Linked DNA regions of Mus musculus: regions 1 and 2 are each linked to region 3. The links are chromatin loops, found by intact Hi-C in ENCODE. Cell type or tissue: left cerebral cortex. All regions are shown on one strand. Region 1 has its middle 7.4 kb from the start of Gm51264. Region 2 holds the start of Six1 (sine oculis-related homeobox 1). Region 3 has its middle 8.1 kb from the start of Gm40441.

Region 1 (2,500 bases), 190 kb before region 3:
GGGGTAGATTTCCTGGCTGCAAGAGGTTCCCAGAGCAAGTGTCAGCGCCCCCGGGCTTTTACACCACGCCCTGGACAGTCCGCTCGGTCCGTGCCGCCTCGGCCCCGCCGTCCGTTCCCCCGCGGCCCTTCCCACTAGACTGGAGCCTTGGCTTCGACTCCGTGACTTAAACGCCTTACCGATCGCTGGCCAAGCAGTGCCTATCAGGAAGGTGGCCTAATTAGGAGTTAGCCTCCATCTCTGCGGGTGGGGAGAGGTACCCGGGCTTCCAAAGTATTTCTCTTAGGGCAGAGTCGTCGCTTTGCTTCCACAGTGTAGTCGGGTGGCTCCGGGGGACAGCTCCCTCTTCCCTTTGTCCAGTCCCGGATCCCAGCCGAAAGGCACCAGCCCAGGGGCGCAGCATTTCTGGTTCTGGCGGTTGAAGTACACATTCTAGCCAGATTTTATAGACGTGGGTGGTATTGACAGGCACAGGTGGGGTGTTCCTTTTCCAAAGCCTTCTCCCAGAAGGCTCTAAAACCTTCTAGACCACCCCCCTCCAGCGGTCCAAAGCCAGAGGAGCTAGTATTGGTGGCCACTTTGTCTCAGGAACATTCAGCCACTGAGGGTATCGGAGGACTTCGTTTCCTAGTTTGCCTGTGTGTTGGATTACCTTACCCACTAGAGAGGGCACTTCTGAGCACTCCAGGCTCTGCTCTGACTGGGTCTACAAACTCTACCTGGAAATGTCTTTAAGAGGGACGAGCTAGAAAAAATACTGGTGGACCAGCCAGGGACAAAAAAAAATTATCAAAATTATGTCCGAAAGCTTGGCTATTCTTTTATCCAGAGAAACAAAACAAAACACTGTCCGGGAATGGTCTCGTTTTATTGCGCACGCAGACACACATACACTCACACACACACAACTTCGTTCCAGCTGATGAAATTGGAGACCTGTTCTCCTACTGAGGATGACAATCAGGGTTTTAGACGCTGTATTCCTTTCAGACAGCGAGAAACAACACTGCAGTAGCGTTTAAAAACAAAGAAAAAGAGACTGCTAGGGGCCGGAAAGCTGCCTGCTCTCCAATCCCTGCCTCAGATCTCCTTTTAACTTGTTAATGGATGGCCCAGACCCGGTTTCTCAGCAGGTAGAGTACAACCCCACACTGCTTTTTAGAAAAGTACTCACTATTCTTTACAGGAAAGCGAAAATATTCTCCATGACCAAACAGAACAGTGTAGGAAAGAAAGGAAAACTAAAAGCCAAACATCAACAGCAAGTCTTACTGAAATGGGAGAATGGGTTAGTTTTATATATTACACATACTTCAGTGTGCCTGAAGCGGCCACTCAATTGTAATTAAATAAAATATGGCTGAAAGACACTGAGACTCTTTCTTCTCCCTTATTGTTAGCGGTAGCGATTGCCATTGAAAGAAAAGCAGAGAGATTCTGCTCTGTACCTTTACTTTGTGCAATACACTCTAAAAATGTATGCCCCACCCCCGAATTCATCTGGTCCCCTTGCTGCCCTTCCCTCAAAGTTAAAAGATAAATACTTTATGAGGTGGACACAGGTAGACTCTAACAGGAACATGGTGGACTGACAGCCAAATCTACTTTAATATGCCATATACATTCGTTTAATTTGGGAGTTTAAAAGGATTGTGACTTTTAAAATGCCATGACTCATTTATAATAGAAACAACTTTTGAGGGGGAGGTGGGGAATTGGTGGTGATTTCAGGATTTGAGATGCTGTGCATGTGGAATTTAAGTAAGAGTCCCAGACTCCACATCTTTACTGACATGTCAAGTGTGGGATTCATAAAGAATACATCTCAGTGTCCTTGATAATCTACAGATCTGCGGGCAGCAGACTTGTGAGGCTGACTTTTTGGGTATTTTTACAAACTCCATTGTTCCCCCACCCTCTCCACACAAACTTTTTCCCCTTTGCCCTCAGGAAAGGCTCGATCACGCTTTGGTAAAATTTCCATTTTGACTCTAGAATCATCCGAGTGGTTTAAATACCAGGAGAAGACAATGGGGTTGTGACCCCTGTCTCACCCAAGAACACAACAAAGTGTGGCATCTTTGGTTGGCTCTCATACAAATATTATGCTACTGTAAGCATCTGTATGTGGTGACGTTCCCCTTGGCTTGTGCTGCTTCCTGTGTGTGGTAGTGATAGGGACTGGTGTGGAGTAGAGGAAAACAGAAACTTGCAGTGTTGTTAGAGAACACTCATTTTGACAGTGAGATGGCAGTCTCTGCGATATTTTGTTTGCAGAGTTAATTGTACCTTTAAGACATGAGCCTAGTTAGTATAAGGAAGACAGGGCTAGTGCTGAAGTTATTTAGAATGCTTTAAAGGTGGAAGTAGGTAGTCATTTTTTAAAAAAGATTGAGCTAGATAGAATGTGAGCACATTTTACTGTCTATGGGGCGAAAAGGACATTTAAACAATTGAACCTTTGTCTGCTCTCAGATATGTGTGGTGAATATCTTCTGTG
Region 2 (2,500 bases), 190 kb before region 3:
TTGGAGCCACTGTGGTTCTAGCTTAGAGGGCAGTGTCCCTCTCAGAGCAGGGCAAGGATTATGTTACAACCAGACAGTTATTGGAGCTGGGCGCAGTTTTATTTAATTTACACCCCATTCAGCGCCTTTTGCATGAGGTTCCCCAATTTTTTTTTTTTTTTTTGCTAATGGCAAGTAAAGCTTTTCAGCATCCATCGGTAGCAGGGGTTGCTTTGAAAAAACGCAACCGTACAACTGGGGAAACTGAGTCCAGAAGTCTATGGACAGCAAGATTCTAAATTGCAGATGAAGCCCTGGTGTCTCTATGCTACAGTGCCAGGGTCAACCCTTCTGATCCCTCTTCTAGAGGCACTTTGAGAATGAGGGGAATGTTGCCCAGATCAGAGTCCTTGAGACCTTTAGGAGGTGTTAGGAGTTAGGAAGAGAAAGGGTGTAGGAGTTGGGGGGTGGGGGTGGGGGTGGGGGTGGGGGGCTAGGTTTGTCTTCACCTCCAGGAACCAAACCTGGAAGAAGCCACTTTCAGAGTGCTTGCAGCACAGAACCCTAGTCTCCTTTTGTATTATTTATCTCATTCCATAAGCTATTCATCAATCCATTATTTATTCATCTTAACATTAAGGTAATTAAATATGAGCTCACCGGGAAAAGCCAAGACTGCAAGAGACAGGGCTAAGAATATGGAGAAGAGGGTCATTAGAACGTCTGCAGCCATTGATTTGTGCTGCGTGAGGCTCCCCTTAGGTGACACCAAAGAGGGCGCCGCTTCGCAAGGTCCTGACTTGGTCACCACCCTTTTCAGCACCCCAGTTCCCTCCTCCCGACCCCACCTCACTTCCCACCTCTCCGGGTCCTTCTCCTCCCACCACTTCTTATCCTAGGCAGCACTCGGTAGCTTCGCCCTCCCCACGCGGGGCGGCAGGGTGGCGCGGCTTTGCTGCCGGGCCGGGCGGCGCGCAGGCTGGCCAGCTTCGGATAGGCGCCGCTCGCAGCCAATCAGCGTGTCGGGGACGCTGCGCGCTTTAAGGCCGCTGCGGGGAGAACAGAAACCAAGTTCCCCGGCAACCAGCAGCATCCACCCGGCGGCAGGCGGGAGCCAGCGAGGCCCAGAAGGCTGTAGAGAACGCCAGCCACTCGGAGTCTAGCTCACCCCTACTTCTCTTCGTCTTCCTTGGCCTCCCACCCGCCGAGGTTCGACTGGTCTCTTCGCCCGCGCCAAGGCTAGGGAGGGGGTTAGGAGCAGCCGCGCCCCCCTCCCCGCGGCAGCCGCCCCCTGCTCTCCCAGCTCTGCTCACTGCCGCGTGCGCCCGGGCCCGTGCGCCCCGGCAGCGCCAGCCATGTCGATGCTGCCGTCGTTTGGTTTTACGCAAGAGCAAGTGGCGTGCGTGTGCGAAGTTCTGCAGCAAGGAGGGAACCTGGAACGCCTGGGCAGGTTCTTGTGGTCGTTGCCCGCCTGCGATCACCTGCACAAGAACGAGAGCGTGCTCAAGGCCAAGGCGGTGGTCGCCTTCCACCGCGGCAACTTCCGCGAGCTCTACAAGATACTGGAGAGCCACCAGTTCTCGCCTCACAATCACCCCAAACTGCAGCAGCTGTGGCTGAAAGCGCACTACGTGGAGGCCGAGAAACTTCGCGGCCGACCCCTGGGTGCCGTGGGCAAATATCGGGTGCGCCGAAAATTCCCGTTGCCGCGGACCATCTGGGACGGCGAGGAGACCAGCTACTGCTTTAAGGAGAAGTCTCGGGGCGTGCTGCGGGAGTGGTACGCGCACAACCCCTACCCCTCACCGAGGGAGAAACGGGAGCTGGCCGAGGCCACCGGCCTCACCACCACCCAGGTCAGCAACTGGTTTAAGAACCGGAGGCAAAGAGACCGGGCCGCCGAGGCCAAGGAAAGGTACGCGGCGTGCTTGCCCAGGCTCGGGTGACCCCGGGAAGTTTCACCCTTCGCTCCCTTCTGCCCCCCGCAGGCGTCGCCACCAGCTTCCTACCCGCCGCCACCCGGCAGAGGTCCGTGGGGCGGCACCCCGGCCTCGGCGACGCTGCTGTGAAGGTTCATGAACTCTTGAGGTTGCCTGTTAGGGACTGGGTCGCGTTTGCGTGGAGCACTCGCGCGTGGGTTTCTTTGGTGAGGGAAAGTGTGGGGAACGGTCGGCGTTGGGTTTGTTTCATGCCCTCCGGGCTGGCTCCGGCGAAGAGAAGGGATGGCCAGGGAGTTTGTAGATCAGAGGAAACGGGGGTATTGCTTGGTATCGCGAGGGAAGCTGTTCGGTACGGCGGAAGGTCTCGAACCTCCGCTCTTTCGCTCCGTCTTGAAGCTGGTCTGAGTCGAACGCTCGGCCCCCAGTACCTCCCGGCTCTCTGCTCATTCTCTCCGGCTAGTCTATGGAGGAGAGTTCTGCTTCATTTCGCGCTAGTTGGACAAAGGGAGGAGTCTTGTAAAAAGAAATACCCTGGAAAGGGGACACTGGGGGTGTCGCTGCTGGGTGTCCTATCAGAGGCC
Region 3 (2,500 bases):
GGATTTTTTTCGGGCAAAGCGACTTTCATAAACAAGTGAGCACTCTGAGGGCACCTGCATTCAACACTCCTCTGCTGCCAGTCTCCATTCTAGAGGCCAAGGATGCAAGCATGGAACATAGATGGTCCTTCAAAGACAAACAGGAGTGGAGTGTTTGTATAGAAACTGCTGTGGGGACTGGGAGAACAGCCACCCAGAGCATCGGTTCTCAACCTTCTTCATGCTGAGACCCTTTAATACCATTTCTCAAGTTATAGTGACCTCCAGCCTTAACATTATTTTCATTGCTGTTTCATAACTGAAATGTTGCCACTGTTATGAATCATAATGTAAATAAATATATGATATGCAGGGTATCTGGGGGTCACAATCCACTTGTTGAGAACTGCTGGCCTAGCGTCACGTGCAGTCTGATGGGAGAAGTGTTTGCTCCATATTTCTGCAAAAAGGAAGACAATAAGCCAGCCAGCCCCTTACCTAAAGAAAATGTGGTTAGTGACTGTCTCGGAGAGAGGGAAACCCTTAGCTGAGAGAACGCCACAGCATTCTTAAAAGAGAAAGCCATAGTGCTTCAAGTGGCAGACAGCGGCCTCAGACTGTGTGAGTTGGAGTCTGGAGAAGTATTTAAGCCTTAAAGGGAGTGTGGAAATACTGACAGACCTTACTGTGGAACAATTGAGCTTGCAATGGCATTAGCAGATAACTTGGTAACTTTTATCTTCTCTTCCTTTAAAAAAAGCCTTGGGAAATGAAGAGATGCCAATTCCCTATCGTGAGCTACCATTTTAAATATATGATTGGTATCATACTATGCTTTAACAACAGCAACAACCACAAAAAAAGAAAAAAAATTAAAATTAAAATTAAAACAATAAAATCCCTGATCGGGAGATGACACACAGAAGATTATGAATGAGTCGCATAAGACACCGTGGAAAAGCAGGGAGCAGAGGGTCTCACGTGAAGAGTCTCTTTCAGAGAAGACACAATAATTTTACAAACATTATCTTCTCACGTTGATGTTCAGTCACTTAAGCCACATTAACTATCCTCTTAGCTTTCTCCCTGAGACTCTCTGACATGAAGCATTCAGCAGGCTTTCCAAAGAGGTTAATAGTTCACCAGGCAAAGTTAGAAGGAAGCAGAATTGGCCATTCCTAAAACTCTTGGTTGAAACATGAGGACTTTGTGTTGACAACCGAGGGGCCATAATGAGTCTCTAGTACATTCTTAAGGCTTGTTTCTTTTACCCTGTGAATGGGGAAAGTAAAATTATAGTCTCTAGGTGTTTTGCACGGTTCTTTCACGGGCAGGCTTTCCGACACCAATTAAAGAGATTATGTCATCAAGCGAAAGAAAAGCCGTAACTTGCATGTTGGCACTGTGATTACTTGAGACAGGGTCACAGGACCCAATAGCATAGCAGCTGACCTTCAAAAAATTAACTTTGAGCTCAATTCCTAATTAACCTTTTTCAATACAAGAAAGTATAATTTCAGGCCACTAGCCCCCCTCCCCAAATACCCACTTTTTCTTCTACGATGAATGTGTTACCAAAATCAATTAGCAATTTTCAAAAAGAAAAGAAAGCGGAAAAAAAAGAAAGAAGAGAAAAACCCTTCCCCTTAATGATGTGTCTTTGGGATGATTTCTCTTTCCAAACATAGTCTCCCTCCTGTGTTTACAAAACTCAAAGTAAACTTAACCCTACATAAGTTTTAAACTAAGTTTATGCTAATACCTAAAAATGCCAATGAAGTTGGTAGTCACAGCATTTGAGAGCACCCTGAAGTTCCAGGCTAGCCTGCGCTACAGAACAAGATCTTATCTCAAAAAAGAGAGAAGAAGGAGGAGGAGGAGGAGGAGGAGGAGGAGGAGGAGGAGGAGGAGGAGGAGGAGGAGGAGGAGGAGGAGGAGGAGACAGAAAGAGGCCAGGTGGTGGTGGCTCACACCTTTAATCCCAGCACTTGGGAGGCAGAGGCAGGTGGATTTCTGAGTTCGAGGCCAGCCTGGTCTACAAAATAAGTTCCAGGACAGCCAGAGCTATATAGAGAAACCCTGTCTCGAAAAAACCCCCCCCCAAAAAAAAAAAAAAAAGAAAGAAAGAAAAAGAAATGGAAAGGGAAAGAAGGAAAAAAGGAAAGAAAGAAAAAAAGAAAGAGAAAGAGAGAGGGGGGGAGGAGGGAGGGAGGAAGAAAGAAAGAAAGAAGAAAAATGAAAAGAAAGAGATGTCACAGTGGAAACTTTGTTCCTCAGTTTCCTAGTGGGAGGTTGTATGTCTCTCTCTCACAGATACCAAAAACCTTGGATACTCAAGTACCTCATAAATGGCATAGGAGTTTCATATTACTCATACATCCTAATGTATGCTTTGGAATCCCCTAGCTTCCTTATAATAACTAATACAATGTCTAAGTAGTTGTTATACTGTATAGAAAATAATGGCAAGAGGGCCGAGCGTGATAGCACCTGTCTTTAATGCTAAGATGCAGAAGGCTGA

Evidence for each region. Peaks named below come from ENCODE experiments on the same cell type or tissue, not always from the same donor. Only the 100,000 strongest peaks of a DNase experiment are listed, where the experiment ranks them.
Region 1: a loop joins it to region 3, with 3 times the contacts of the local background. A loop is called at or near these places in 4 of 42 quality-filtered maps.
Region 2: it touches region 3 in a loop (3-fold over the local background); 5 of 42 quality-filtered maps call a loop at or near these places.

The regions. Positions count from the first base shown.
Region 1 is chr12:73,037,258-73,039,757 of GRCm38, reverse strand. No RefSeq gene overlaps it. Among named protein-coding and RNA genes, the nearest start is that of Gm51264, 7.4 kb to the left of the region's middle. In left cerebral cortex, no CTCF peak of the experiment used is centred here; DNase peaks (open chromatin) are centred at 833, 989 and 1,212.
Region 2 is chr12:73,045,261-73,047,760 of GRCm38, reverse strand. It overlaps Six1 (sine oculis-related homeobox 1), which reads left to right and starts at 1,049. Exons shown (of 2, transcript NM_009189.3): 1 at 1,049-1,894. The coding sequence starts at 1,335. Gm51264 (predicted gene, 51264) reads right to left here and starts at 1,876; the gene lies at 1,813-1,876. In left cerebral cortex, a CTCF peak has its summit at 1,059; a DNase peak (open chromatin) is centred at 1,020; H3K4me3 peaks cover 1,178 bases.
Region 3 is chr12:72,851,254-72,853,753 of GRCm38, reverse strand. No RefSeq gene overlaps it. Among named protein-coding and RNA genes, the nearest start is that of Gm40441, 8.1 kb to the right of the region's middle. In left cerebral cortex, no CTCF peak of the experiment used is centred here; no DNase peak of the experiment used is centred here.